Regions from separate parts of the Homo sapiens genome. Here region 1 is linked to region 2. A link is a loop called in an ENCODE intact Hi-C map of the cell type or tissue named here. Cell type or tissue: heart left ventricle. All regions are shown on one strand. Links, peaks and the distances in the headings refer to the core of each region. The heading gives the core; the rest is flanking DNA.

Region 1 (15,692 bases), core at 4,545-12,544, 310 kb after region 2:
GCCTGTAGGTCCTCTCAATCATTTTGGGGTCAGACCTAAAGGCTGGGCCTCTTTTTATGTTCTCCTCTTTGCCTTTCCATTTAAGGAAGGGGGACAACTTTATGCTGTTATAAAATTTGAAATTTGAAATCAATACATTATAAACCTTTCATCTTTCATAGACTCTGTCCCATTCAGCAAACATATGTTATATGCCTACTCTGCACAGCAACTTTTGTACTCAAAACTGATTGGCGGGTTGACGTGGGGTCAGATCTGCCCACTGCCAGCTTTGGCTAGGCCTCACTTTTGGAAAATACGGCCCATTGGTGCTATCTCTGGTTCCTGGTGTGAGGCTGATCTTTTCAGCCATGTCCACAGGTGGGGAGGGCTCTGGTGGGTGGCCTGGCATCAGGGTTTGGTCATTTCAGTGTATCCTGTGTGTACAGAGCCTGGCGATGCCTGCCCTGTGAACATGACTTACTAGACTAGGTCCCTTCCCCACCCTGCCACTGTCCCTCTCAGAGAACTCACCTTGAGAGACCCACACTTGTTCCGGTGGCGGTGCTGCTGCCCCACTTCCTCTTGGAGATGTATCTTTGGGAATTGGTGGCAGCTCATTCTTTTGATTTTCCTCAGTGGGCCCAAAGCTTTGGCCCAAGGACACAGTGCAAGGTTGTGAATGAGACTGGATATCAAATCAGGGACTATGCTTTTCCAGGAAAAAAAAAAAAAAAAAAGATGAGTCCTCTAAAGTCATGAGACCTGTTCTTCTGGGTTGCTTGGAAACTACTGGAAGTTGCCAGAGAAGAGTTTCAGAAATCCATTCAGGTGACACTGGTGTGGCTGAAATAGCTCTGCAGGCTCCTCAGGGGACTGTTTTGAAGGAAACACTGATTATTTCCAAGGTGGCCTTGGGGTCCTGCTCACAGCTGCTTCTGTGAGGGGAACCCCAGACAGCATCTGTCCCAGGTGCTTCCAGTGACAGTAGAGGGAGAATCTGCAGGAGCAGAGGGGAAGGGCCTCACAGACCCAGGATGTGTTCCCTTGCCCTTAGCAGTGAGCTAGGCCAGCCACCCGGCAATGCTGACAGCAGGGCGCCCTGCTCCTGTTACTCCCCAGAGCAGATGGACCCAAGGTTCCTGAGATTCACCTCCCCTTGGATGTCCCTCAGTGACAGCCCTGCCACCCCAATGCCACCGTGGGTGATGCTGCCCCCTACCTCCTCCTGAATTCACCTTAGCCCCACAGAACCAGGCAGAACACCTGAACAAGGCTTGGCAAAAGCACAGGAATACCGAGGGAGATAAGCCAGAGCACCGTGTGAAAGCCAGATTCAAGTACAGCTCACCCATCTTCACGGGGGGCCTGGCTTCAGCCCGAGAGTCCCAGCCCCTGCATATGACTTTAAGGATGCCAGGAAGCTCTTCACAGGCCAGATCAGGAAAGCCAGCCATGTTATCAGCCTGGAGCGCCCTCTCCTGCCAACGCAGGCTCTGCCTCCCTAACTGCCCATGCCTGCCCCCTTGGCAGATGGCTAACAGGAGCACCTCTCCCTTCAGGGGAGACCGAGGCTGGTGACTCCAATTCCAAAAGGATCTATCTGTGTCTCAGGATATCGCACGGTGGCCCTGCTGGCACCCTGAGACCCCATCTCCCTTCTTCCCCACTCCCTTTCCTCTGGGCCTTCCCCACGCACAGCCTTCTGTGAGGTCCACGCCAGGTCTGGACAGTCTGTGCACCCTGTTTTAAGGGAAGGTTTTAACCGTGCGTAGTCACTGCAGACAGACTTCTCACCCTCTGGACCCTGGGACATTCTCTGGGAGTGGGCGTCCTGGTTTGGGCAGCAGTGCTGTGTTGTATAGGAGGGTGACATTCCAGGTTCCTCCCTCCCAGCACATTCCTGATGGTCACTTGGGGTGGCCTCTCTGTCTGCAGTCCCCACTCCCAGCCAGATGATAGGCAGTGGGGCAGCTCTGGTCATCCAGCCATCTGGCCTTGGGTTCCTCCTGCTCCAGAATGACGGCCATCTGGCCCCAGGCCTGTCTCCAGCTGAAGCTGCTGCATTGCAGCCCCCTCAGCACCCCCACCACTTGTTCCCACTGGTCTCTGACCCTCCCGAAAAAGATCAGACAAGCTCTTGGGTCCTTCTCTTCCCAGGAGGAGAGAAACCCCGAGCTGGGGAAAGGCAGGGTGGAGGAGATGGCTCCAGCCTGCCTCCCTTCAGAGGCTTTATTGCTCACTGTGGGCTGTGGCTGTCCTTGTGGGACACTCCCCACTCTCCTCCCCCTCACATTCTTCAGAATCACTGGGCCTTTGCTTCTCACCCCATCTCTGGAACTGCCCGGCAAGGATTCTTTTCCGTGCTTGAAGAGCCCCAAGCGTGGTCTGTCCAGGTTGAGGTTTTCCTGTAATTCTCCCTGTGGCCAAGGCTCCCTGCAGCCTTTCCACGGGGACCTTATTTTTGGCTGAATTCCCCAACGCGATTCCTAACACCTGCCCCTTCCACCTGGAAGCTCTTCAGCAGCCACTTAGAGCAGAGACGGCTGCCTCGTTGACGCAGAATTCCCAGACTCCCTTCCAAGGCCACGCCACTTCCTGAGACTGGGCCCTGTCATGTCACTCTTGTCCCCGCAGCAAGGACCCAGACATGCTGCCCTCAGGTCCTTCTCTCGGACATGATTTCCATTTCCCCTTCTGGAACCCGAGTCTTTCCTTCATCACAGCTGAGCTTCTGCCCTGGCAAAGCCCCATTTCCTCCCTCCTTGATGTTGGGAAGAGCTCAGGGTCTTGTGACACCCTCCCCGCCCCACCCCATGGGGTGCTGGAGAGGCCTGCCCTTCCCCTGCATGGTAGCCCTTCAGCCCAGGCTCTGAGTCACAGCCTCCCAGATGCCAGCTCCCAGAATGTCCACACCCCACGGGGACGTACTAATGACCTCAGCAGCCACAACCCAGGGGGAGGACATGGGAATCCTTCCAGCAGAGCCCCTTCACCCCTAAGGCCCTGCCTGCTGCTGTCATTCTGTGGGTCTAGAGAGGAGGGACAGAGGCCGCCCCACAATGGTATTGTCTGTTCTTTGGTGTCAGGAACCTCACCTCTGAGGCAGCTCTAGATTCCAGCCAGTCCTACCAGGTGTCCCACCACTGATCTGTTCCAAATATGAAATCTCCCTAGGCAGGGCCTCAACGGCATCAACCAAACTATTTCTTTGGCCCCATGCTGTCCCTTCCTAGCTCTGGTCACCCCATAGCCACTTGGGCTCCCTTTGCCTGTGCACTCCCTCGGTTTAGTTCAAAGACACCGTTTTCCTCCTGGGAAAGGCTTGTGCCTGTGCTGGCCACAGAGGCAGCTCCTGTCCCTTTCAGGTCTGACTTGGGACACAGAAACAGCTCCAGGTCATAGGGCAGAGGCAGTCTGGACCAAGATTACCTTAGATCCTCTTCATCAGGAATCCTTTCCCTTCTCTTCCCAGAAAGTCTGGAAGCCAGGAGCCAAAGGTTAGGATGGCAGGCTTCGGCCAGAGGTGATGCCTAGGAAGGGCCTAGAAGAACAGGGAGCATGTGATCTCAGGAAGATAAAGCATTTGTCTTCATGCACAGGGACACTGCTATGCTTGGTGGGTATTTTCCCTGCCCACGGACATCCCAGGTCCAGGTGGCCCCCGCACACCTTTTTGCCCCATCTGCAGCCATCACTGCCAACTGGGCCTGGCCCTGGGCCCTGTGAAAGCCTGTGCATCTTCCGCCTCTTAATTCCCACCACATGGGTCCTTGATTGCAGGCCATAGAGACTTGCCCCTTGCCTCCCCCAGCCCTTCTGTTAGTAGCTCCTAGAGAGCATGGCTGGCTGGTCTCCCTCCTGGAGCCCCTGCATCCTGTCACAGCCTGGCTCCCAGAGATGCCCCAGCCATGCCTGATGGGGACAGTAGTGAAGGCAAGAAACTGCAAAATGAAAACAGACTGGCCCAGAGACAGCAGAGGTCCCATAGAGCACACCGTCCTGGGTGGGGATGGACGACCTCTGCACCGCAGTCACTCTCTGACAAGGCACGCTTTCCAGTTCCGCTGAACCCCGAAGGCTGTGCCTTTTAGTCTCCACCTGCCTCCTCCAGTGCCAGCCGAATGCTGACCACCTTTGTGCCCCCACAGCTGCCTGCTCTCCAGATAAGCCAGCAGCCTGGCTTTTGTCTTCCCTCTATTTTCTTTGTAGTCCTCCCACTCCTGGCAGCTCTGGGAACCCTATTAAGATAATGTAATGGCATTAGCAGTGGTAGCAGGAAGAGTGTGTCTCAAACCATCGGGTTACAAGAAGTCCAGGTAGAGGCTGCTGGGAAAGCATTATCCTGATTGGGAGCCTTTCTGGAGGCCACAGACCTCAGGCCAAGGCCCCACAGCCCTTTTCTTTGATTCTGGGAATGAGCTCATGAGGACTCACATGACTTTCCCGACGATGAGCTCTCCAGGCTGAAAGGAGGCATGTAGACCGAGGCTTGGGTGCATATGTCCTTGGCTGTCCCTGATGCAGAGAGATGGAACGAGATGGCAGACAAGGGGACCAGGGCCAGAGGGGAGCATGTTGGATTTGTAGTCGGAGAGTTCTGAAATTGGCACCACTAGTCAGTCACCAAACGCGCAGTGAGCCTCCTCTCTATCTACATTCAGTGTTGTGTGTTGTGCAGAGTACGAAAGAGCATCCCACAGGTTCTCATCAAAGCAGGTACCAGAACTCCATGCCACGTGCAGGGAGGAGTGCTGGGAGGAGGAGGGCTGGGAGGAAGAGGGCTGGGAGGAAGGGGCACCCTGGCTCTGGGCTTGGCCTTCTGGGAGGGCCCTAAGGATAGAGCATCAGTGTCCAAGCACAAGACATGCACACACGGGGAAGGAGCCAGGGTTTACAGGGCATCCACCCTGTAATGTGGTGGGCTGTGCACTGGGGGACCGGCAGTCCAGTTCATACCTGCAGGTGTTCAAAGATGCAGAGTTGCCCAGAGTGTGGGGCAGCGTACCATGGGGGGCAGGCAGGAAGCTGGCAGAGGAGATGGCAGTGAGCTTGTGAAGAGCCCAGAAAGCCATGCTAAGGGGTAAGTGAGCACACAGGCCATTGGACAAGGGGGCCTTGGGAAGTTTTAAGTGGAACTGCCAGACCTCCATTCCTACAGAGAAGTAACTAAGAGCTCAGCTCTTGAGATTCCAGCTAGAACATATTCCAGCTAAACTCACGCTGCTTCCACAGGCAGATTGAATATGTGAAGCAGCAAGGAAGCCAGCCAGCCAAACAGACTCCAGAAGGAGATTTGGCAGAAGCCCATTACCCAGATGCATACACTCATGGAGCACTAGAGGCCCCAAGGATGCAGCCCAACCCGCATTTTAGAGATCAGGAAACTAAGGCCCAGACCAGGGAAGGGAACTGATCTAGTTCTTGGAGTGTGCCCGGCACCACCTCCAGCTCCAATGCACGTCACAGTATCCACAGGAAAGGTCAGTGTAAAGAAGGAGGCTGTGTGGCCCTAGAACACCATTCCCTCTTTGGTCCTTTCTTTCCTTATCTTGGAAGTAATTAGATCAGTGTTTTCAAGGTCCTGAGAAGTGTACTGCTAATAGTGTCACTTACTGGGCCCACTGACTCAGACCATGAATCAGAATGTGGTAAAGTATGCCTGGTAAACTAGATGATCCTCTGAAGTTTTTTCCAGCACTGGCTTATCATGAGCTTTGCCTACTCTTCCCACCCCTTGCCCCCATTCCCACAAATGTCTCCATTAGGGAAAGCTCCTGCCTAGGGCTGAGTTCCTCCCATTGGCATACCCCAGTCTTCTGGCCACAGAGGCAGAAAGCTGGCTACCGGTGCCCTCTCTTGATTGTTCTGGTCTGCCCTTTCTGCAGCAGTCCTCTTAGGCCTCAGGTTGGGAATCCCTGCTGTGAAAATCCATCCTTTCTCATCCCCAGAATAGCTTACAAACAAACCACAGCCAGGTAGCCCCCCAGGTTCCTTTGCCCCCACCAGCTGTATACCTTTGGGAAGCTCTTAACTTCTTTGAGCCTCCTTTCTGCCTGTGTCCAAGTGAGGAAATTACACCAAGTGTGTTGAATCTAGCTCACGCAAACCCAGATTCTCTCCATCTGCCCTGGACAATGGGAAGTGATGTCTGGTCCTAGGTTTAGCTCTGCACAGAGAGGTTAAATAACTTGCCTAAAGCCACCCAGCAAGTTGGTGGTGGGTCTGAAGCTACAACAGGGACTCCCAGACTCCTGGAGGGGCCCTACCTCTATACCATATGCCTCTGAATAATGAATTCCCAGGGTCAATGAAGTCATGTATTTACCTGCCCATAGCAGATGTTCAATAAAAGGATATCGTAGGCACCTTCTCAGCACTTCTTACATCCTTGGACCAATTGCCACAAAAATGGGACTTCTTTTAGATACACTAATGAGAAGTTTGGGAGGCATTTGAAGATTTACCACTTATATTGTCCATTGTTTGAGAGTGACCCTAAGGGTCAGTGCTACTAATTATGTGTAATAGTGACTTAAAAAAAACCTACCTGGCCAGGGGCGGTGGCTCACACCTGTAATCCCAGCGCTTTGGGAGGCTGGGGTGGGCAGATCACGAGGTCAGGAGATCGAGACCATCCTGGCTAATATGGTGAAACCCTGTCTCTATTAAAAATACAAAAAAAATTAGCCAGGCGTAGTGGTGGGCACCTGTAGTCCCAGCTACTCAGGAGGCTGAGGCAGGAGAATTGTGTGAACCCGGGATGCGGAGCTTGCAGTGAGCCAAGATCGCACCACTGCACTCCAGCCTGGGTGACAGAGCGAGACTCCGTCTCAAAAAAAAAAAAAAAAAAAAAAAAAAAAAACCTACCTTGTCCGGGCACAGTGGCTCACGCCTGTAATCCTAACACTTTGGGAGGCCGAGGTGGGCAGATCACAAGGTCAGGAGTTCAAGACCAGCCTGACCAACATGGTGAAGGCCCGTTTCTACTTAAAAAAATACAAAAATTAGCCGGGCGTGGTGGTGCATGCCTGTAATCCCAGCTACTCGAGAGGCTGAGGCAGGAGAATCACTTGAACCTGGGAAGCGGAGGTTACAGTGAGCCGAGATCATGCCACTGTACTCCAGCCTGGGCAACAGAGTGAGACTCTGTCTCAAAAAAATAAAAATAAAAATAAAAAAACCTACCTCATAGGTTGTGGTGAGGAGTAATGAGATGATGCATTTAAAGCCCTGCTTAGCTGATTCTGAGCTGAGCCCTCTGCCAGGCCTGGTGAGGGAGCCCAGCCGACCACCTAGCATCAGTGTTTCCATCAGAGCCTGGGTGAATTTGTGGAGGCCCAAGACATATCCCTCAGGACTGGGAAGTTGCATCACTCCAGGGGTACAGGCACCCGACACTTCCATTTTCACAGTCACAGTGCTGTGGTGAGAAAAGAGGCCTTGACTCCCGGGCCTGCCATGACCCTCTGGGTGAGTTTGGCAAGTTCCCCAGCTGGGTCTGTTTGCCCACCTACATAGTGGAGGCTTTGCCTAGACCGGTGGTTCTCAGTGTGGGGTCCACGGACCACCACCACCACCAGCATGTGGCAACTGGTTAGAAATGCAAATCCTTTGTCCCTCTCCCCTATCCCAGACCTACTGATCAGACTCTCTGGGAGTAGGGCCCAGCACTGTTTTATTGAGTCCTGATTATGGTTCGAATGCATCCTTAAGTTTGAGACCCACTGGCCTAAATGGTCTCTGAAGTCCCTTCCTCCTCAAAAATCCAATCATCTAGGTGAAATCTGGGTTACAGAGACCACAGCATGCTGGTAGGGGGTGGGATATCACAGCAGAGTACTATGTAGCCTAGGGGTGGCTGGTGGGTTTGAAAAAAGGCAGGAGCAGTGGGATGTGGAGGGGAAGAGGGTGACCCCACTTCCCTTCTCCTCACTCCCAGGGGCTCTCCAGCCTTCCTGTGAGCACAGGTGGGAGGACTGGATCTGTCCTCTCTGATCCTCCTCTCACAGTGCCTGCCAGTATTCATGGGAATGTCCTTTTCTCTCCTGCTCTGCCCCTGGAGAACCATTTTGAAAATGAGAGCTGGTGAGACCTCTAGTGGCCAGGAGACACCAGGAGCCTAGGACCTGCACCTGCTGTCCTAGGATTACGTTAAACAGGGTTTAAATCTGGCCATCTTAGGGAGGACACCTGGACTCCACATCTGTTCTAACCTCAAAGCAGAGCCTGAAATTATAGGCAGATGCTCCACCCAAGCCACACCTGCAGGGAGGAAGTAGGAGACTAGACACAGAGCTTCCTGGCCCCTATGGCCCCACTGGGGAAGGCTGCGAATTATCCCAAGAGGAATTCTTGCAGCCCAGCTGCCTATACCTCAGCCACCTTAAGCTGGTTTACCCAATGCTCAGTGTTTATGAAAACAACCCCCTGATATCAGTTTTCCTGTCAAGACCACCAGGAGGTGTGTGGAATCTAGCTCACACAGACCCAGGTTCTTTCCATGAGCCCTGGACAATGAGAATTGATGTCTGGCACCAGGTTCAGCTCTGGGCAGTGAGGTTAAGTAACTTGCCTGAAGTCACCAGCAAGTTGGTGGTGGGTCTGCAGCTGGCGCAGAGGCTCCCAGACCCCCAATAGGTGCAGGCGCCCCCACCCTACACCATACCTTACCTGTGAATAATACCACTTAAACCCTGCAAAGTTTTGCCCTAGATTAGGCTGCATTCTTTTCGCACCTGGCTCTTTTGTAAACCCTGAAATTGTCTACAGACAAAGAGGAGAGCCCAAGGCTTAGGATAAGAAACCACCATGCAGGAGGTTTGAACAAGGTGTGCCCAAGCTTCTATAGCCTCCCAGATTAGTGCCAAACACAGACAGATCTCAATAGCCCGGGGGCTGGGATGGGACCAGGGACTTTGGGCCAAAGCATATAGATGAACTGGAGGGAAAGCATAAGGTTGCCTGGAGAGAGTGGGTATGAGATTAAAGTGCAGTCCAGTATCAGCAGAAGTCGCTGCACTATCCGAGGACTAAGGTCAGAAATGCTGACTTCTGGCGAAGTATCTTCCCAGTATGTGAGATAAACCCCTAATAGAGTGGGAGTTTCATGACTCTGAGCTCGGGTATAAAAGGAGTTTGGGGGAGTGGGGCTTTCAGGACACTGCTTTTTCCGCATCCCTTTAATCCAGGTGAGTAACCATACCTGTCTAAGGTGGGGCAGCAGTTGAGGGTAGATCTAGCATGAGACCTATTTCTGGGGTTTGACTCCATGGCAGTAGGGAGCCTCGGCTGGTTCTGGAGAAAGGGGGAGCAAAAGGTTAGGAATGGCTCCTGGTGTTCCCTGCGGGACTGACCCCCAGTCTCTGCATTGCAGGCAGGACAAGCTGAAAATCCACATGCGGAAGCACACAGGGGAGCGGCCCTACCTGTGCATCCACTGCAACGCCAAGTTCGTGCACAACTACGACCTCAAGAACCACATGCGCATCCACACGGGCGTGCGGCCCTACCAGTGCGAGTTCTGCTACAAGAGCTTCACGCGCTCTGACCACCTGCACCGCCACATCAAGCGCCAGAGCTGCCGCATGGCACGGCCCCGACGCGGCCGCAAGCCTGCTGCGTGGAGGGCCGCCAGCCTGCTCTTCGGGCCCGGCGGCCCGGCCCCCGACAAGGCGGCCTTCGTGATGCCCCCTGCGCTGGGCGAGGTGGGCGGCCACCTGGGCGGCGCAGCTGTGTGCCTCCCGGGCCCCAGCCCCGCCAAGCACTTCCTGGCAGCGCCCAAGGGCGCCCTGAGCCTGCAAGAGCTGGAGCGGCAGTTCGAGGAGACACAGATGAAGCTGTTCGGGCGCGCGCAGCTGGAGGCTGAGAGGAACGCGGGGGGCCTCCTGGCCTTCGCGCTGGCCGAGAACGTGGCGGCGGCGCGGCCCTACTTCCCGCTGCCCGACCCTTGGGCCGCCGGCCTGGCCGGCCTCCCTGGGCTCGCCGGCCTCAACCACGTGGCCTCCATGTCCGAAGCCAACAACTAGGCTGGTCCCTGTCGGCTCCAGCCCACCAGCCCTCCAGTCCTTCTCCCTCCAGGCCCACTCTACCCTACCCCATGGATCTGAACTTTTCATTTTAAAAACACAAAGGGAAAATGGGAAAATAATAATAATACTATCAGTGATGGCATTTTCCCGGGCTCCTAAAGCAGCTGCCTCCTTTTGCTGGTCTGAGACGGGCATCTTTTCCCAAAAGGCCAGGAGCCCGGGCCTCCCTCCCTGTCTCTCTGGCTCTCATATAGAAACTTGCACCGGCCCATGCCACAAAGAACTGGGTGCCCAGGGGCACTTAGGAGCTGGGTGAGTCATGAGGGGTCAGGGGGTGGTTGGCCTGGTGCCCAGCCAGCCACAGCAGGAGGAGGTAGGGGCTGGGCATGCACCTTGGTTAAGCCCCACCCCCTATGGCAAAGTCTCTGCCAACACTCCTCTGAGGGCTCATTTTCCAGTCTCCAGTGGCCCCGGGGTCTTTTTGAGAACTACCCACCTGCCACATAGAAAGAAATGCTCTGTTGGCAGGGAGGCCTCCTGGAACCAGTCAGGAACCAGGCTCTGGAAGGCCCGGGCCATTTCTTCCCTGACCTGTCCTGTGACCTTGACAGGTCAGCCCTCTGTAGCTCAGTGTCACCTGGCTATGGAAGGGGCTGGTAACTGAGGTTTCCGCCCTCCACCTCTAAACACATACACACCTATCCCCCCAGAGAATCACAGAGATGGTAGAAGCTTTGTACTCCCCAAGTCCATGGGGAAACAGTTTATCTTTCTGGACTTAGTTTTATCACATCCAGCTCTATATTAGCATATTAGCATAGGTGAGAAATATGGCCAGACTAGACAGAGATCAGGTCATCAGGGGAGCTTCCGAGCTTCAGCAAAGCCCACAGGTAGCTCTGCGAACTCAGAATGCTACCCTACCTTCCCTGCAGGCCGCTGTTCATGTCTGGACTCCTGGGGGCGCTATTTAATGTTTACCCCCATCTCCAGTGCCCCCTCCAAGGCTGTGCAGTGTCTTGGGGCTCTCAGGGCCAACATCGAAGAGATGGGGGCCACCTCTTAACACCTGGCAACAGTCTCCCCTCATCCTGATTCCTGACAACAGACAAAACACCGGTTTCTAGGGTTTATCTGTTTGTTTTTTGAGTTGAGGGTTCCTCAGGGCCTTGGCATTGCTAGTGATGGTCCCCTTTGCTGTGTGAGAACCCCCTCAACCCCTTCCTCCTCCCTCTGGGGATGAAGTGGGAGTATTTGGCTCCCCATTTTTGACAAAAGGGCTCAGTGCAGGGAGGTGGAGGCCTCTGAGGTTTGAAGGGCTCTGTGAGTTAGAGTTGTCACATGTTCTCCTGGTTCTTGAATTTGCAGCAGGTCCTGAAAAGGAAGGCTCTGCTGGCCCCGTGCCTTCCTGACCTTCTCTCTCCTTCCCTCCCCTCTCTTTTCTTGCCAAGTTTGCTTTGGTTTCTGAGCAGCCCAGAGAGGAGGAGGGTTCGTCCCCAGGGAGAGCCCAGGGCTGGAGTCCCCAATCCCTGTGCTATGGGCACAAAGAGACTTCAGCTCTTCCTGTTGCCTTGGCTTTTTCCTGAGCAAAAACACAACAAACAAAAAGGCCAGAGAAGAGCACAGACTCTGTCCCTCTCACAACTCTCCAGAAGAGACCCCCTGATTCTTCACACCACCGGATGCCACTCCAGCCAGCAGGATTGCTACACACACCCTCTGTTCTCAGAAGTCATCTGCCTGGGCAGCCGCCTCTCAGATTCCTGTCTTCGTTTCAGACACTTTTCTCTGAAGCATGCCCATGTCCACCAGCCAACGTGCCCCCGTGTTCCCCCCCATCAGCCAAGTGATTGGGGCTGAACCAGACTTTAAAAGAGAGGAAAAAAAAAAAAAAAGGAAACATGAATAAATTGGAATCCAGTGGTGTTGGGGCTTTTGTTTTTATTTTGTAAAGGTGATGACTTCTTATAAACTCAATTTTTCAGATGACTGGTTAGTTCTTTCTGTTTTTTCTTGGCTGCAGTTTGGAATTGTACATTGTAAAATATCCAAAGATGTTGAGTACTGTATGATCAAGAACTTGAAGCAAATGGGTTGTGGGGGGAGGGGTGGTTGTGTTTTTGTTTTGCTTCAATTTTTTTTTTTTTTTGATGTTTCAATTTCCCTGTCTGTCTGTGGGAGAACTTTGGAATTTTTTCTATTTATAACTCTTTTTTTATGTGATTGCTCTACGTAAAATGACACTCAACAAAGTTTGCCTTAGTGATTCAAGGGACAATCTTCCATAACTTCGGTCGCACGCCACATCCCGCCGAGAAAAACTCTCAGCTAATTTTCTGGCCTATTTATTAAACAGTATTAATTGACTTGATTAAATTATATTGAGAGTTGCACTTCTGTGAGATGTGACTTCTGAAAGTTCACAGGACAGCAACAAGCCAGTCTTAAGGTTTTTAATTGTTGGGTGTCATAAACTTAAAATAATGTCAAAGACACCTTAACAAAGAAAAAAAAAAAAACCTTTGACCCTTATTTTATACTTTAAAGGACAGTGTTTTGAGTAAAAGTGAGCTATGCTTGCTTAATGACCTGGTGAGATTGATTCCCCCTTCCAATTGCCGTTTCAGTTATCTGGGGGTGTTGCATGGTAGGGAGGGCAGAACTCAATTCTCAGTAGTCTCTTACATTCCAGCTTTGTAAGGCATGGTTGGATCTTAAGCTTTGCAGCACCTGTGGGCCTGAGTGCGAGGTGTGCGTGTGTGTGCGTGTGTTCACAAACGTGTGCAGCTACACCCCAGGATGTGTGAGCAAGGGAAGTCCTGCCAGTTCCCCAGCCTGGCATCCGGAATGGGCTCCGGCTGGCCCTGCTGCTATCTGGGTCTCCTTCCTCTCACTTCCCGGTGCTGGCATCGGCCTCCTCCTTTCTTCACCTGAGCCTCTTTCCCAAAGAACATTAGATCCTAAAAGAACCTAAGGTAAAGGAATATACTTCTGTCATTGAATGGAGTCAGCTCTACTTACAACCCACAGCCCAGACTCTTGGTAACACTGTTCTTCGAATTGCATTTCTGGAAAACCAAGGGTCAACCCAGAGCCTCTTTTCTATTTTTGATTCCTTTCTTGCTGTAGTAGGCAACGTCTATGCAGCGTTTCTTGGTACAGAGAAAAGAACAGATCCGGGTTTCCAATTTAGACTCCTCCAAGCTGTGTGTCTTCAGTCTAATCACCCCTCCACTCTGGTCTTCCCTTCCCTCACCTCTAGTAATAAAGGAAATGGAGTAATCAGAGCTTCTCGAAGTTCTCCATCTAAACACCCCTCAGCAGAGGGGGCCAGCTGATTGGCAAATTGGGGGCAGAACACTAAAGAAATAGCCCAAAGTAACCTATCTGTAGTGTAAAACTCTGAAGTCTCCTGTTTTGGCTTTGAAATTCATGCTTCTGCATTCTATTACATAACATTTGTCTTAATATAAAAACATCGTTTTGATCGACTTGCCAGTTAAGTGACTTGCCTTTTCCCCAGAATCTTCTAGTGAAGTCGAACTGTTCCTTGGCCACCCTACAGCTTTGGGAGGCCCCAGCCCATGGCTGAGGGCTCAGGGGTAAGCATAGCCCAGTGCAAGAAATGCAAGGCCAGCTGCTCGTCAAGATTCTGCTCAGCTCGGCCATTCTAGGATCATGTGGTCCTCATTCTGGGGGTCAGTGTCCACTGAGTGACATAGGTGAAGATGGAGAAGGGGAAGGGAACTGGGCCCAGTGGGCCTTGACCCCTGGGTGCTCCTGATCTCCTGTGAGTAAAATCTCCTTCTAGCCCTGGCCAGGTGGGAATTCCATGGAGCCCGGCCATGTGTGACCTGCACCCTGGGACCCCAAGGTGCTAAGGGAGGTGGGGTCCTGACAGCAAAGGAGCCTCCAGTGGAGGGAAGAGGGAGTGAAGGAAGGAGGATGAGGCCTCCGAAGACAGGCCAAAGAAACCTGTGCAGCTTACCTGGAGAAGAAGTCTTAAGGAATACATGAACAGGCCTTGGGACTTCAACAGGTGTGTTGGGGAGGGGAAACTTTCACCAAAAATTTGGCCAACCCAAGCCAATAGGAGAGAGATTGCAGGAGGCAACTGGGTGCCCAAAAAAAGGAAGAGAACTTCCTAACATCTGGAGTTGCCCTAAAGAGGAACGAGGTCCCTCGTGAAGGAGTGAGCTCTCAGTCAGCACAAGAGTTCAACACTGCCTCTCAAGAATGTTGGAGACCTGGCGCAGTGGCTCAGGCCTGTAATCCCAGCACTTTGGGAGGTTGAGGAGGAAGGATTGGATTGCTTGAGGCCAGGAGTTTGAGGTTCCAGTGACCTGTGATCACACCACTGTACTCTAGTTGGGGTGACAGAGCGATATACCCTGTATCAACAAAAAAAAAGAATACTGGAGAAGAGAGTCTCTAGGGTTCCTTCCATCTAATTTGTGAAAAGGTGAATACATATCCACCATATGACCATGGAAGAAGAATCATGCCAGAAGGAGTTGGGTGACGAGTGAAAAAGAAGCACTGGGCAGGTTCACAAAACTCAGCGTGGTGGCCCAGGGCTGCTGACCCCATTCTCCCTAAACCAGTCACCTGCAGCAAGTTGGGGCCAGAGAAGGGGACTCCATAGAAAAGCCGTGGTTCTTATTTAGAGCCCCCAAACATGTGACAAGAGAACAGTAAAGACCCAATGGGAAATAAGACCCTCATCTCAGGCCTTTATCTGACCCAGAGTCTGCCCCTTCCTGAAGAACAGAGCCCTTTACAGACCCCACTCCTCCTTTCCTGGGGCCTGGACAGCTTTTCCTCCCTGAGGGAACTCTGAGCTTACTGCAGAACAGGCAACCAGCATGTAAAGGGCACTTCCGGAACAGGGCACAGCCGGGTGCCCTGTACGTGGCCCTTCCCCTCTGAGAATGGGTGAAGTTGGGACTTCATAAGGGCAGCAGGGTCAGTGCCCCAGCTAGAAGCATGAGCCAGCGGGTGTGGGGGGCCCTATGGAAGGGAAGTGCCAGGCAACACTCATGCCAAGGGACCTCCAAGGACCTGGGACATCCTGGGACAAATTCCAGAATGAGGAGGTTTGTATCCAGTGAATTTCCCTCCCCAACTCCCCTGTGTCCTCCTTTTCTCTGCTCCTAAGTCCTTCTTCCTAACACAACTACCCCTCTGGGTGTAGACACCCTTTCTCTCTGCCCTCCCCTCTGTCCAAACCTGCCCTGAAAGGAGTCATCAAATGTGAACGTGATTCAATGGCTCCCTCTCCTGGCCTTTGCCACCCTGCTCCTCATTCAAGGTGGAAAGAAAGGCCCCTCGGCAAAGCACTGTCAGATTGCCAGCAGCAGACAAGCCTGGTTTCTCTGGGCAGAGGAGCCTTGAAACTGCACCCTTGAACAGTTACTGGCCTCGCAGCTCCCGCCCATCCCTCCTTCATCCCACTTCCTGGCTCAGAAAGGGATGGGGAATGTGGGACCTTTCGCTCCTTTCAGGTTTGAAGGCTGAGGACTGAGTCAGACAGGAATTTCCATAAATTGATGGAAGGAGGATTCCCTGGGGAGATCCTGCTCCTTTTTCCTCCTTGGCACACCCTAGGCAGGGGCTGCTATGACCTTGAGTGGCAGTGCCCACGTGGCCTAAACCAAAACGTATGGGTCCAGAAAGGGCCTG
Region 2 (15,692 bases), core at 4,540-12,539:
CACAAAATGAAGAAAATGTAGTCCCCATCCTGGGCTGAGTTTTGCAGTCTCTCTCCCCCTCCCTTTAAAACTGCCCTCCAGGATGCCAGTACTGTGTACCCCCACTGCATGGCCTCTGTTAAATGTGGAATTTCTAGGCCCTTTGCCATCTTGGGCCCTAATGGACCAGACTTTAGCTCATTCCCCTGCGTGTGGCTGGCCAACTAGTCTGAGTGGTGGTAGGGCTGGAGGATCTACCACCTCTGGAAAAGCTTGATTCTACTTTAAACTTTCCTCCTCCAGCGTTTAGCATGGACATCATTCATTTCAGCATCACTCCAAGATTGGGTGACTCAGGGTCTCTGCCTTTGGAGCTGTGTGCCCAGCCTCCTCTCACAAGACCACACGCCCCCTTATGTAGGGATCTGCTTTATTCATTTGTCAATGTGTCATCTCAACAGGACAGAACATATTATAGGGACTCCCTAAAACACATATGCAGCCTCTATAGTTTGCATCTGGTGGTGCTAGGTGGGCATTAGGCAATATGCAAGAAACTAATCAAAAAAAGATGCAGACTTGAACTTGGTCTTCTTGATGTAAAGAGAAAATTTATCATTGCTCTTCTCTGACATTTCTTTCATCCATGCCCATTTCATATTGGAAAATATACTGAGGGGAAAAATGTTTTCCTCCTTTAGTCCTCCCTCCCCTGATGGGTATGGCCAGGATGCTGTGACCTTTCAATTTGAAGGAGCCACTGAGCAAGCTGCTAATAGGTCCTGCCAGCCACCAGCCAGCCAGCACCATGCCTAGGGCTGCATTAAAGCCCCCTTGACCCTGTGGCCCCTACTGTGCTCTTCTGCCACCTCCTTGCCCCTCCCCCAGCTTCCATGCCTCCCATCTGTCCCTCAGGGCTTTTTCCCTTGGCCAGATGCATGTGTGTGTGTGAGAGCAGAGGGGCAGCAGGCACAGCCAGGTGATGCATGTCCACTCAGGAACTCTTGGAAACCGGCCCTCCCCAGGGGAATGACCTCACTGGCACTCTTAGCCTCTATGGCAGATCAGGAGCTGTGTTTTTTGTTTGTTTGTTTTTGATACAAAGTCTAGCCTTGTCACCCAGGCTGGAGTGCAGTGGCACGATCTCAGCTCACTGCAACCTCTGCCTCCCAGGTTGAAGCTATTCTCCTGCCTCAGCCTCCCGAGTAGCGGGGATTATAGGCATGTGCCACCACGCCTAGCTAATTTTTGTATTTTTAGTAGAGACAAGGTTTCACCATGTTGGTCAGGCTGGTCTCGAAGTCCTGACCTCAAGTGACCCTCCCACCTTGGCCTCCCAAAGTGCTGGGATTACAGGCATGAGCCACCACTCCTGGCCTGGAGCAACATTTTTATTTGTGAGATAGCAGGATCCTCTGGAACAAAACAGTCAGGCAGTCATGGTCCTTGCCCTAGTGGGGAACTGTGGACTGCAGGGAAGTGTGGCAGTGAAGAGGGTTCACTTTGGAATGAGGTAGGTGAGGATTTGTATCCAGGCTCTGCCTTTATAAACTGTGTGACCTTGGCTGCTTACCCATTGTAAGCCTCAGTTTACTCATCTGTAAAATTGGGAGCTAGACTCGGACCTAGGATGACATCAGGGATGTATAAAGCTGGGGTTGAATTCTAAATCTGAACTTGCCTTCTGCTCTGGCTCCTATGACGGCATCAACTCCTAACAGTGTGTAACATCCCCACCCCTCCACCCTGCAGGTGGCAAAGTGGAAGTAGGTGCCAACTCAAGGGCAGGGTTGTTGTGATGACTGCAGTGAGTTAGCCTTGGAAAATGCCTGGCTCTTGGTAGTTATTATTTTGCAAGGCTCATGCTATTTTACAGTCTTGGCTCATGTCATTGCTACCATGCTGCTCCCTGGGGCAGGCCAACAGGGCTGTGGGCTCACAGAAACCTCTGTACCTGCCTTCCAGGCCTCCTCAGCCCTGATTCCTGCCTTTTTGCATGTTGACCTCAGTGTCTTGCAAACCATTTCCCACCCTGGTCTCAAGGTGACTTCGGTGTTTCATCCCCAGAACCTCCCTTCCATGTGGCTGGAGCCTGGCCTTTTCATAGGTATTAACATCTCTCAGAATGGCCTACCTCCCTGCTGGAAAACTCCAATTCTCTTTTGTGACCACAACCTCCAGGCTCTTTGCTGGTTCCATCCCTGAGCAGGGAGTTCAGATGTTCCAGTGGAATCTTGGTAGGGTTGGTGAGAAAGCAGAGGTTGGCTGGGTCAGGTAAGGGAAGAGGCTGCCCACCCCATAGCATGTGAAGCCTTGGTGGAAGCTGGTGTGCCCAGGGGCCCAAGGCAGAGGCAGCAGGGTGAGGATTCATGCTGCTTGACGGGGAGAGGAGGGAGTGGGTGCACACGTGTTGCTCTGCCAGTCAGTTCTGCGTCTGAGGAAGCCTGCCTCTAACCTCCTGCCTCTGGAGGGCTTCCTAGGGGAAGCAGGGAAAAGAAAGCCTCAACTGAGGAATTATGGTATCTTTTATGGGAAAAAGCAACAGGCAAGAGCATATTGAAATTTGGGGATCACGGCTGGGAGTGGTGGCTCACGCCTATAATCCCAGCACTTTGGGAGGCCGATCACTTGAGGTCAGGAGCTTGAGGGCATGGTGGTGCGTGCCTGTAGTCCCAGCTACTTGGGAGGCCGTGGCAGGAGAATGGCTTGAATCCAGGAGGAGGAAGTTGCCGTGAGCCTGGGTAACAGAGCGAGACTCCGTCTCAAAAAAAAAAAAAAAAAAAAAAAACAAACAAAAACTGGGAATCACTCTATAGAAAAGGGTGATGCTGGCCCAGCGTGGTGGCTCATGCCTGTAATCCCAGCACTTTGGGAGGCTGAGGCTTGTGGATCATGAGGTCAGGAGCTCGAGACCAGCCTGACCAACATGGTGAAAACCCATCTCTACTAAAAATACAAAAATTAGCCAGGTGTGGTGGCGCGTGCCTGTAATCCCAGCTACTCAGAAGGCTGAGGCAGGAGAATCACTTAAACCCGGGAGGCAGAGGTTGCAGTGACCCAAGATCCCACCAGTGCACTCCAGCCTGGCAACAGAGCAAGACTCCATCTAAAAAAAAAAAGGAAAAAGAAAAGGGTGATGATGCTAGGGATGTAGAGTTGGAGTGAAATTCTAAATCTGATTTCACTTTCTCATCTGGCCTCCGTGGTTGGTCAGCTCCTCTGATGGTCTGTTAGCCCCGCTCTGGGGAAACCAGCCATTGAGACAGAAGGAAGCAGCGCCCAGTGACACTCTGCTTACCCAGAGACCAGCCTGCAAGCAACCTCTCCTATCCAGAACACAGACACAGATGGCAAAGTCAGGTAAAAGGGCCTCTGGTTAGCAAAAATGGCTAAAGCCTGGCACCTTATTTCCAAGAACACCCCTGCCCCCACCCTCACTCAGAACCCTGGGTTGCCCAGCCTTGGGGGAACCCATGTTCTGCATTAGAGGTACAGGAAGCGGCTTGAGGCAGGTGTTCTCAACCAGGGCATGACTCATGGGAGACTGACTATGAGGAAGGGGTGGATAGAAGAAGAAAAGCAGAGAGACAGAGACAAATGCTCAGCATGGCAAAGAGCCTTGTGCTGGTGGCAGAGGGTCAGCAAGACAAGGTTCAGTCATGTTCAGCATCTCAGCCCTTCAAGTGCTTTGTGGGGTGAAGCTGGGGCAGAAAGTACACACATTTTAGGGTTTGTGTCATTTGCCGATCACTTGAGGTCAGGAGTTTGAGACCAGCCTGGCCAACATGGTGAGGAAGAGAAGCATGTAAACATTAAAAGAATACTTTATGCAGTAGGTTTAAAAATCAAACACATTTTGTTGCTTAGTGGGGCAATGTTCAGTTGTTCAGTTGTCTAGAAAATCGTTGTATGTGAAATATCTCACCTGTATTACTAGATAAATGGTTATTTCCATGGGCATCATAGAGTATGAGAGCCAGATAGGACCAAGAGATCCCATAAACCCATTTTAACATTTTTATAGATCATGTAATTGAGGTTCAGAGATGGGAAATGATTTGCCCAAGTTCCCACAGCCAGATGGCAGCAGAGCTGGGCCTTGCACTTGGTTTGCCAGAGTGCAAAATGGATCCAGGAACTGGGCAGCAGGGCTGGGGCCAGACACTGCACCTCAGGCAGGATCAGCCAGACTGGGGCTGGGACCCTCTCCAGCCTCCCAGAGGTCGGAGCCAAGGCCTTGTTGGGACACTGGGGGACCTGAAATACCTGCCAAGGAGCATGCTGAAGAGACAGAAATATACTCCTGAAATACCCGCCCAGGAGCATGCTGAAGAGACAGAGTGGGATGGAGGTCTGGGGGTGTGGGGGGCGGTGCTGGTATGCCAGGAAAGCACAACAGAAGTGCGCAGGGCACCTTGGGGGTTGGGCATTTGGGAGTCGGGTGAACATGCCCAATTCCTAAGTGAATTCTGAGGCTGCTGTTCTAGAAGAGTCCACCTCTACGCATGTCAGAAACCAGTTTGAAAGGTAGCTGATAGCCCTGAAATAGGAAACAAAGAAGAAAATGCCAAGCACTCCTAGTAATCCTGCAGGAACCAGCTCCTGGAGTCTGATTTTTGCTTTCTATTTCCTGCAAGAAAGGGCTCCAAACCCAGCCTGTCCAGTGCACACCTACTGCAGCTTCTTACTGAACAGCTATCCACAGACTTCCTATTTTTACCCTTAATAACTGTAAGCTCGGGGTTACCAAGGTCTTCCTGTTGCTATAGTGAGAGGTGATAGCACCAGCCTTCCAAAGCGCTGGACCCTTGGCTTAGAGGAAAAACAGAATCTGGGTTGCTTTATTTTTGGGTTTGACTGAGAAGATTTAATGCACCATTTTGCAGCCTTTGCAACAATGGCAGTTTGTGCTTAAAATACAGAAAACCTCCATAACAAAGAATAACTGGTGATTTTGAGGAGTGGACATCAGAGAGTATATAGAAGATAAATTTTAAATTACAAAAATGACACAACTTCTTCCAGAAAATCCAGAGAATGACAAATAAATAAAAACACATGTCGTTACATTACCACAGCACAACCTTCATGGTCCTCATGACTTATCAGCTTTCCTAAACCTGCATTTGGCGGCGTTGAAGACATAGTATCCATATAATTGGTAGTCTGCTTTTTGAGTTAATATGCTATAAGCATTCTTCTGTGTTGCTGCATTATCTCAATAAGCATTATTTTTATTGGTTGGCTAATGTCATAATTTCATAAAGCGTTCTCCTACTTTTCCTCTTTGTCTCTTGAATCCACACTTGATCTCCATTATACCATCTTTGTCTAAATTCTACTCCTTCTCTGTTTTGGATAACTGGCTGGCCTTGTCCCTGTCTCCCTTTTTTTCCCCCTTTCCCCTTCCCCTCACCATACACGTGCCAGGACGTCCTCCACTCTGCAGCCTGGCTAATCAGAAGGTGATCCCAGACCAGTGGCATGGGCATCCCCTGGGAGCTTGTTAGCAATGCAGGATCTTGACTCCACCTGGGACCTACTGAACAGCACCTGCATTGTGACAAGATCCCAGGTGATTCATAAGCACGTAGAAGTTTGACAAGCACTGATTTAAAACACACTTCCCGGCCACGTGTGGTGGCTCACGCCTATAATCCCATCACTTTGGGAGGCTGAGGTGGGTGGATCACTTGAGGTCAGGAGTTCAAGACCAGCCTGGCCAACAAGGTGAAACCCCGTCTCTACTAAAAATACAAAAATTAGCCGGGTGTGGAGGTGTGTGCCTGCAATCCAGCTACTCGGAAGGCCGAGGCAGGAGAATAGCTTGAACCTGGGAGGTGGAGGTTGCAGTGAGCCGAGATCGTGCCACTGCACTCCAGCCTAGGTGACAGAGCCAGACTCCATCTCAAAAATAAATTTAAATAAATAAATAAATAAAACACACATCCCCATGGCTCCAGGGTAGAAGCCCCACTCCTAGCCAGGTGCATAGCCTGCTGAGTAAAGACCAAAGCAGGCGGGGGAGGGAGTGCAGAGGGAAGGGGATAGGCCAGTGGAACAATCTGCAGGTGGCAGGCAGCTGTGGGCCAGGAAGTTTAGAGAGGTTGGGAGAGAGGAGGGGGCCTGTTAAGGAAGTTCCAAAATCCAGATCCGCAGATGATGCAGATTGAAAACTGGGAGCCCAACAGGCTATTAGGGGAAGGAGTGTGGGCGTGGGCAGCACATCCACCACTCCCGACCCACTCCTGTTTCATAGATGAAGAAGCCAGGGCACAGAGAAATTAAGTTGCTTACCCAAGGTCACACAGCTGATAGGTGGTGGAGCTGGGATACAAACCTGATTCCAGAGCCCACATTTCTTAACCAGCCAGCAATGCGGCCTCCAGAGTGTGGGCTAAATATAGGAGGAAGAAAGGAATAGAAGGATGTTAAGTTCCTACAATGAGCAAGTACTTTTTTATTTTATTGCATTTAATATTTACAACAGCCTTTGGGTGTGGGTATTATTACTCTATGTTATAGATGAGGCAGGAATTTGCCCAGGGACAAATTCCTCTCACTGTTCATGGTGGGGACAAACACAGGGCAAATCTTAGATGTTTTTCCTCAATCCTTAAAATTAGGAAATGCTAGGACTAGAATACCTTCTAGAGGGTGCTAGAAGGTACTGTAAAATGATGCAGTTAGATCTAATACCTTCTAGTAGTAGAAGGTACCTGGCTTAACATTTAATCTAACCGCATCATTTTACAGTTAAGGAAACTGAGGCCCAGAGAGCTCAAGCAACTTACCTAAGGTCGCACAGCCAGCTGGTTACAGATCCAAGACTGACTGATTCAGTGCTGTTTTCTTGATGCTGGGCTGTGTTTGTACCGGGTGGCCTGAGCGTCCTGGGTCTCCTTGGAGCACTGCCAGGCCAGCCAGCAGGTACTGTCGGGTCACTAAGTATGAATTCAGCCTTAAACGTAGGCTGGAGGATGCAAAGGATGAAACTCCAGTAAAAAACAATGAACTTATTTTATATCTGCTTGTTGTTAAAAATCCAGGCAATGTAGAAGTGTGTCCGGCAACACTTGAAAGCACCTCCCTCCCTCCTGGCCCTCCCCATTCCACTCCCCAGGGGTAGCCACTTAACAGCGCTGTCTCCAGTGGCTCCTTAATTTTTCTGCCAGCCGTTGGGTTGTGTAGGATCCATGCCACAGCAAGGCTATTTTTAACAAGCATCCTAGGCTTCAGGGGGTTGAGGAGAGGGGAAGAAAAAAATATTCCATTTGTATATTTTTAATCCATACACATTTGAGCAGGCAGTGGCTTTCCCGTCCCTCCTGCCGAGGGTTGTGGGGAATTGATTACACTCTCTAGGTGCAGGGTAATCCTTTCTCTTCCCCTAACAAGGCTGGAGGGCCAGGGAGGGGTTCGGGCGATGTTTCTGGGGACGATGGCCGTCTCAGCTGGCTGCCTCCCGATCCTGCCTGCCCCCAGCCCTGTCCCTCCTGGCAGCCTTGAAAATCCTGGCTGGGTCTCCTGTGGCAGAGAAGGCCTGGGAACCTGACTCTTTGTGCCAAGCTCATATTTAGAAATGTCTCCAGCCAGACGTTGGCATCAGTCCCACTTGGGCTCTGGGCAGGGGGTGCAGTCACATGTGCTGCCTTTGAGTGGGCAGCTTCTGAGTGGGCAGCAGCCCACTTTGAATATAAACACAATCCCTTTATGCAGATGAGCTGGCATGGGAACCTGTGCTCCTGGGCACTGGGAGGGGGCAAGCTCTGGTAGACAGTTGGGAGAGGGAAGAAAGATGTCACAAGGCTTAGACTGGGAAATATGATGTCGGGGGAGGGGTCCCAGCTCCCTGATCCCACCAGCCCCTATCCAGTTTCTGCACCTCTTTCCTGGGTGCCCAGGGCACTGTCCCTGCCTGAGCCCCACAATGGCCCTGATGGACCTTTCTTTTCCTTTCTACATCATGCATTCCCCAGTCTGTGGAACGAGAGTGAGGCCTTGGAGGGAGGCCCCCCACCAACGGCAGGGTTTCTCTCCATCTCCCCCTCAACATCTCCAGATCACACTTGTAAAATGTGGCCCTGGATGTCACCATCTCTGAGGGCTCTTTCAGCATTGACAGTGAATCATTCCACAGTTTCTTGCTCATTTTGTGTTCTTTTCCATGGCAGTGCATGATGATGGGTGAATTAGACCAACTGATCCCGGCTTTGAATAGTAGGCCTCTAAGGTAACAAGCGGCATGCTGTAGCCCTGTGAAAACTCTCCTTTCTTTTACAACAGCTCCTTTAAGGAGAGTCATTCACTCATGCCTCAGATGTTTAATGAGCACCTACCAAGGGCAGGCCCTGTGCTGTCACCAGCCCTACAGTGGCGAATAAGACCTATCTCGCTGATGGGTGATGGGGTGGGAGCCTGTCCGCTCTCCTCAGATCACACCTCTGCAGGTCTTCCCTGGGGACTGAAGTGGCTTCCTCACTAAATTCAGCTCCCTGGAGAGGAGGCTGCTTTTCTGCAGCTAAATCTTCAGAGAGAATCCAAATGCAGCCACAGGCCTTGCCTCCTACAGCCTGAGACCGAGCCAGGGCTACATCCTCAGGCCCCTGGCAGTTCCACCTCTCCTTATCCTATCCTTCCTTCCTCTGCCCACATCTCCGGGGGAAAAGAGCTCCAAGAAGTAGTCAAGAAGGCTGAACAGATATTGTCTTTGTATCTCCTGGGAACAACATGATAAATCCAAAATCACAGAATGGATGGATGGAGGGGTAAATAAACAAGTGAGCAAACGAATGAGGAAACAAACAGAAACTCAGTTCCAGCTCCAAAGGAACTGAAAATTCAGATGAAAAGAAATGGCTTGTAGAGTGGTGGCACTGTGGTACTGAAGGGGGCCCTTGGGAACAGACTCACCTCCTTCTTTTATGAGAAAGGAACCGCAGGCTCAGAGGAGGGGGGCTGCCGCAATGCCTGTGACAGAGTGCAGAGGTCAAAGAATGGCGAGATCACCCAGGGTGGTGAGATCCAGAACCAAGTGCAAGGCTGCCCTAAGTGTCCCTTGTCCTTGGAAAAAATTGCCTTTTCATATGGTTGGGAGTGGACGGTGCAGTTTTTCTTTGAGGGTTAATTGTTTTGCTGACAGCACAGATAATTAGGAATGAGAATCCCGGAGTGAGGGCGACAGCACCATCTGCTGTGAATATGTTTCAACCCCAACTTGCAGGAGAGCTTGGAAGAGCTCCTATCCTCACCCTCCCCACGCCAACAAAAATGAATGTGCTGTAGCTGTTTGCCTCTGGGGCCACAGCTGCCAGGTGACCTGCAGCCAGTCGGGGTGGGATGGTGACCGGCTTCTTAAGAGTGTAGTTTCTTCTCCTTCCCCCATGGCATCTTCTGCACATAGCAGGGCTCACTGAAAGTCCCAAGGCTGAACAAGGATCCATGGACAGCCTGGGACAAAGAGCGATGATGCCAGGGGCAGATTTTCTGCTCTTCCCTGAGCCTGAAGTCTGGAGATCTAGTCTTCTGTTGACTAGAGGTGGGCACTTAGGGCTGCACTGAGCTACATGGCTGCCATTAAGGTTTGAAGTTATTTTCCTGCCAAACTCTATGGATCTGCTACCTACCCTGGGTTTCCTGGCCTTTGGCCTATGTTACTTGTTCCAGAAGGAGGTTGGCCCTGCCTTTCCTTGCTAAGTAGGAATGTCCTAGGTTGTGAGTTTCTCTATGTCATGAGAAGAGCTGCTTTGGAATCAAGCAGAGAATCCCATTGTCCAGGAGCAACTGAGATCTTTCGTCAAATGGGCAGACTTCTATGAGTTGTTTTCATTTTTATTATTTAAGAATATATTCCACACATAGAGTATATGAAATGTATATGTGCCTTTTGGAGATAATAATAGTTGTTTTGCTCTTTCGAAGGGGCTTCTAACCTCTGTTGCTTTGCAGAGAAGTGACTTGGAGTGTGAGCTGTAGAGGGCCAAGTTGCTGGGAGGCTCAAGGTCAGCCTAGCCTCTCCCAAAGCAGTGGCTGTTTATCGCAGCCAATTTCTTTGTGCCTGAGCCGCTCCTGTTAACTAGGAGCCTCCACATTCTTGTCTTTCTTATTTATCACTCTGTTATCTCTGTGCTTTCTCCTCTTCGACCCTCCTATGAGGGAAGAATCCAAAGGCATGATTGTTCTCCTCTTCTCCCCATCCCCCCATAGCAGGGCAAACAGGCCAATGTCCCCCTCCTCCTTCCCATTCCCACTCATCCCCCACCCCTGAGGTGACTTGGAAGGAAGATGAAATTAACCTAGGGCCAGGGAGCTTGCTGGAAAGAATGATAATTGGCTGTTTCATTTACTTACGGTGTGATCTTTAGCAAGCTTCTCAACCTCTCTGTGCATCTGTTTCCTAGTCTTTCAAACACCCCTCCACAGAGCTACTGAGAAACTAAATGGATCCCCAATGGATGCAAAAGCAGCTTGAAGAGAGTCTAATCATTATATATGTGTCCCTTCCTTCTTTTGCCACTCTCACTCCTATCTCTGGGGCTTCCCCTTGTCTGCAATGCTGGGTGTCCCGATGGATGTTCTTCGTCTGCCACGGTCTCTTCTCAGCAATGGCCCACTGAGGCCTGGAGGAGCCCATGGTTGGGGTGGAGCTGAGAGTCACAGCCAGGTGGGTACCCCAGGAGCCTACTCTTTTCACCCCCAAGAGATGGGGGCTGTGCCTGCTCAGAGATGCAGGGCTGTAGCCACCTTGGACTTGTCCGGAGATGGGCAGACCTCCAGGCTGGGGCAGGCTGCTTCAGCCAGAAGGACTTTGGCCCCTCCTGACACAGCATAAGGCACAATCTTGGCTATGAAATGTGATGGCTCTGTGGAGCCGGTGTCTCTGTTCCTCATCTCAGCAAGGTTTGTGTTTCCACTTTTGTCTCTCACTCTGAGATGACGAACTATGAAAAGATGTTCATCATCAGCCATAGGTGGGGTGTCCTACCTGGACCCCCCCCCCCCAACAAACTACAGAACACCAGAAGCCTTGCTTGGGAGATCTGGGATAGAAGAGTTAAGGAATGTTCCACATAAACGTGTCCTTGCACTTCTATATACATCTCACATGCGAGAACATGCATCTCCTTTCTCTTTCCTGGGGTGATGGAACAGCGTGAGGTTCTGTTGGTCAGTCTGGGCTAAACTCTGAACGATGGCTAGGGTTTGGATGCAGGATTAGAAGGTGAGTCTTTCAGGCAGATGAAATGAAATATGCTGAGGTAAGAAAGGAATGAAGGGCGTGTGTGTGCATGTGTGTGCGGTGTGTGTGTGTGTGTTGAGGCCTGGGCCTGGGTTGGTGGGCAGGACACTGTCAGTGAAAACCCTGGATGAGATCGAGTTGGTATAGTCATGAAGAATTGCAGGCCCTAATAATAAAGAGAAAGAGAAGGATGGCTAGAATTTTCGAGAACAGCTAAAACCTGGACATGTGTTTCTGGCCCTGGTGGGTGATGGAGCCCTCTGTTCTTCCTGCAGATCCCCTCTGAGCAGCTGGGAGCTCAGAAGCTCTGTCCAACCCTGAGGAGTGGGTCAGCCACAAGAGCAAGAAGTGATGGCGTGGAGTCCACCCAGGGCCTGAGGCATGAGCAGAATCCACGCCCATTAGACCTGGAGCCTGGGCGTTTGGGGCTGCACTGCTGGGGAGATCCAAGAAGAATCAATGCTTTGGCCCCTGGTGACATGTACATGGTGTAATGACAGGTAATGAACCTGAGGCTTGTCTATCCTTTATGAATGATATGGCAGGTAGGAGAATATATCAGCTTGCAGTAAGCATAAAATGTCAACCTGTGGGAAGATAACTATGCAAACAAAGCACACTAAGGCCTGATAAGATGATAGATGGATGCTTTATAGTTATTAGTTTCTGCCCCATGTGCTTGCTGGAGCCAAGCACTGGAAGATTTAGCATTAGATGGGTTCACTTCCTATGCCTTATGGGAAGGCCTGATGCCTTTATGGACATAGCATGTCGTATTTGAGGAGCTCAGAGTAACAAATCAAGAAGTCATTATTCCCCATCAGCTTCTGTGGGAAACAGGGAGTTCATGCCAGTGGAGAAACAGAGGGAGCGAGAAGTGAAGAAGCTCTTTCATCGTGTCCATGATGTGTGAGGAATAGACCTGGAGACCTCAGTGGTTGGGAAGCCTTTAGGTCTGGTTCAGATATGTCAAATGACAGGTGTGGTGATGGATGAGTCCTGCTTGTTAAAAACAGAAGGCTTTTTGTCTTGCCATTCTTTCAAGAATGCCCAGGCAATTAGCAGATGATCAAAGGTGGATGAGGTAATGAGTAGGGGTCTGGAGAGGACAGTAGGGGCCTGTCAGATACCTTGGGTCTAGCAGTTGATTCAGGGAAGTCAGCCAAGCCTGGAAGCATCAAGCAAGTCTCTAGGGCCTAGAAGGCAAGGCCTTGAGACTAGAAGGACAGGGGCCAGCCAGTAGGCTGGAGACCCCAAAGGTGGGTTCTGATCCAATGGCACAGCCTGTTCCCATGGATTTTCTGGTCTTTGCTGTGTGCGTCATATGAGGTACCACCCTGGCAACTTCCACCGTGGGGAAAATGGTAGGCTGGGGTGGAGGCAAAAATAGCTTGGGGCCTTGGGAAACTGACCAAGGCAAGGGGAGAAGGGCCAGTGGCCTGGGGCAGGAGGCCCAAGAGGGTGTGGTAAATTCCTTTTCAGTACAGGCCAGTGTCAGGGTCCCCAGGGTCAGAGCCAAGGGATGGGGAGGAGCAGAACATTAGGACTTCTGGGTGGCCTTGTTCTAAATTAGGCAGAAAGGATAAGTTGAAGAAGGAATCTAGAAAGCTGAGCCCAGCTCTAGGAAGTGGATCAACCAAAGGTGCTAGGTGGGCTCGGAACTGGACTCCTGTCTATATAAGGAAATGGAGAAAGAATTGAGCTCCAGGGTCTCTGGCAAGGGGTAGTCAGGGACTGGCTATGACTGGAGGGGCTGAGCTAGGGAGCTGGCTTAAATATGACCTGTATGTACTGGCCCTAGGCTATCCCCAGACCCCACCTCTCAGTGGGGCAAGTGGTCTGTACTTCTTGGACTTGGCTGGGGACCTGGGCAGGGCTGAAGCTGGGGAGCATCCTGGGGGACTGGGTAGGGGCAGAAAATATCCAATCCTGGAGGTAGGTGGGTGAGGACTTTCAAGTTTGTAGTCTCAGGAGGCTAACGGGCAACATGCCTCCTGATGAAGACCAGAAAGAGCCAGGGACTGGGTCTGTCAAGCGCTCTTCTCCTATGTTACTAATGTTTACTGATTACCTGTTGTGCACCGAGCACTGTGCTCACTGCCGGAAATGCAGAGAATGAGCTGCAGTTTGCTTCCACGGGAGGGAGTGTGGAGCCTGGTCAGGCCTCTGGAGGCTTCAAGCTTCTATCTTCAAAAACAGGGACGATACTATCTCACTCATAGACTAGTGGGGAGAATGAAATAAAGTAAAACATGTAACACACTTAGGACAGCAGCTGGCACCATAATAAGTGATCGGTACATGTAGCTTGTTTCCGTGATTCTGCTTTTGGAGAAGCTCACAGTCTGGTGGGGGGTGAGAGCCAGGAAGGCTGGGAGAAGTGCCTTCTAACTTCCAGGGATTCTGACTGCTAACAGGGTTGGGGGCCTGGGCTTTGAAAACTGGTTATCAGAATTTCTCTGGCCACAGAAAATGTGGTTTTAGGTGGACCCTACCACTCGGAAATGGTGACTGCATTTAAGTGCTTTGGCAGTTGCTGGGCACACAGAAAGACTGGAGGCAGGAGGGGTGGGTCCAGGAATTTAGAGAAGTGTTGAGAAAAGAGGACATTCTCCGAATGCTTGGAGAGTCTTGACTCCTTGTCTTCCAACTCAAGGGGAGGGGTGTGCAAGAAGCCAAGGCAAGACTTGTGACCTGGAGTGAGGTGGCCCAATAGCCACTGGGGCGGGCTTCAGATGCAAGCCACGTGTGTCATTTTAAATGTGGTAGTAGCAGCATTTAAAAAAGTAACAATAAGCAAGTGAAATTAATTTTAATGATATATTTCATTTCACTCAGTAGGTCTAACATATTATTTTAACATGTAATTAGCATAAAAATTATGAATGAGATATTTTACATTCTTTTCATACAAAGTGTTTGAAGTCTACAGTGTATTCTGTACTTGTAGCACCGTCTCAGTTTGGACCAACCACATTTCAAGTTGGCTAGTGGCAACTGTGTTGGATAGCACCAATCTAGACTCTAGAATATCTTGCCAAGGAGCACCCAGGGGCCAGGGGTATCCTGACTAGACATCAGGATTTACTATGAAATGTCTATAACGAATCCCTGGGGACATTCTCTTGAATAATAAGAGATATCTTGAATCACTTATTCTAGATGGTGACTTATGTTCTCTGGAACCAGCCCTGACTCCAGGTCTCAGCAACTGGATTCAGGACTCTGCCGCTTGCTGGGTCTAGGACCTTCAGGCGGTTCCTGAAGGTCTCTGAGCCTCAGAAGCTTCCCTGAAATTGGAACTAATAAATTCTATCTTGCTAGGTAACTATGAGGACTAAATAAAATAATGAATAATTGCCCCGTGACGATCAATTTCAAGAAGTAATTCTTCTTATTTTCCTAAATCAAATAAAAACAAATTTGGGTTTTCCTATTGGCTAAGTTTGGCAGAAAGTTTCCTAACTGGCATTTCTGTAGTTCTGTCTCCACTCTCCCTTTGCATGAGAACCGGGCCACTTTGCAGGCCAGCACAAATAAGGAGGGGTGAGGCCTGGGCCTTAGCCCCTGGTGGTGACAGCTGCCTGTGGTGCCCCTTTATCCAGACCTGTGTGGTCAGCTGGAGGAGGCAGCCCCCTGCAGCCAGCTGGTGCTCTATCTATGCCAGCTCTGCCACAGGGGAAGCTAGAGTGCCCAGGCCACCATCTCTAGGGGGCCGACAGCACCGAGGCACTGCACTCCAGTGGAGTGAGGGTTGCCAGCCACTCCAGGTCCCAAGTCATCCCACCTCTCTTGGGATCCAACCCAGGGATCCTTCTCTAAAAGCTCCATGTCCTTCATCCCTCTGTCTCCTGCCTCCCAGCCTCAGTCTTTGAAACAAAGGCCTGTTCCTACCTTACCATGTCCCCTTGCTTTTCCCAGAAAGAAAAATTCAAATAACTTCCCCTTAGGGTAGGGAGTTCAGATCTTATTGTCACGAAATATGGCTGTTCTTTTTGGGACTGGAGGGAGTACACATTTTATTGTCCTGTGAATGGCAGCTCTGGCCACTGCCCTATGCCCAGCCCCATCTGAAGAATGAGTTAAATAGCGCCTGCCTTCTGGGTTTTTTCAGAGCCTCAAATGAGATAGTGTATGTGAAGGTCCTTTATAGAGTTATCAAATGTTATTGAGACTCTTAGTTCCCTACCTGGGGGTGTTTTCGGGTCTGGGAGCTGGGTTTGAGGCTGCAGATTTGATTTAAAAGATGCCCCTTCTCTTGGCATCTCATGGCAGATGGTGCTGCCATAGGACTCAACTAGGTGTTCCCATGAGGTGCTCCCCCTAGGTGCTCTATCCCCCGGGGTGAGTGCCTCTGAATTAACCCCTTGCCTCCTGTTCTCCTTTGGGAGAGGGGAAGGATCTGGGTGTTGGTGGCAGCAGTAGGTTTCCCTGACATCTTTACTTTCCCTCAGCCTGTTGTGTGTGGGGGGTC

Evidence for each region. Peaks named below come from ENCODE experiments on the same cell type or tissue, not always from the same donor. Only the 100,000 strongest peaks of a DNase experiment are listed, where the experiment ranks them.
Region 1: a loop joins it to region 2, with 2.2 times the contacts of the local background. A loop is called at or near these places in 52 of 110 quality-filtered maps.

Annotation. Positions count from the first base shown.
Region 1 is chr18:48,023,575-48,039,266 of GRCh38, reverse strand. ZBTB7C (zinc finger and BTB domain containing 7C) reads left to right here. Exons shown (of 5, transcript NM_001318841.2): 5 at 9,356-12,595. The coding sequence ends at 10,007. Among named protein-coding and RNA genes, the nearest start is that of SMAD2, 100 kb to the right of the region's middle. In heart left ventricle, for the core only: a CTCF peak has its summit at 8,080 (motif pointing left); no DNase peak of the experiment used is centred there.
Region 2 is chr18:48,334,200-48,349,891 of GRCh38, reverse strand. ZBTB7C (zinc finger and BTB domain containing 7C) reads left to right here. Exons shown (of 5, transcript NM_001318841.2): 2 at 11,494-11,718. It overlaps LOC124904352 (a long non-coding RNA gene), which reads right to left and starts at 7,041. Exons shown (of 3, transcript XR_007066457.1): 1 at 6,774-7,041; 2 at 6,277-6,376. RefSeq lists enhancers at 14,322-14,822, 14,823-15,323. In heart left ventricle, for the core only: a CTCF peak has its summit at 9,179 (motif pointing left); no DNase peak of the experiment used is centred there; H3K27ac peaks cover 312 bases.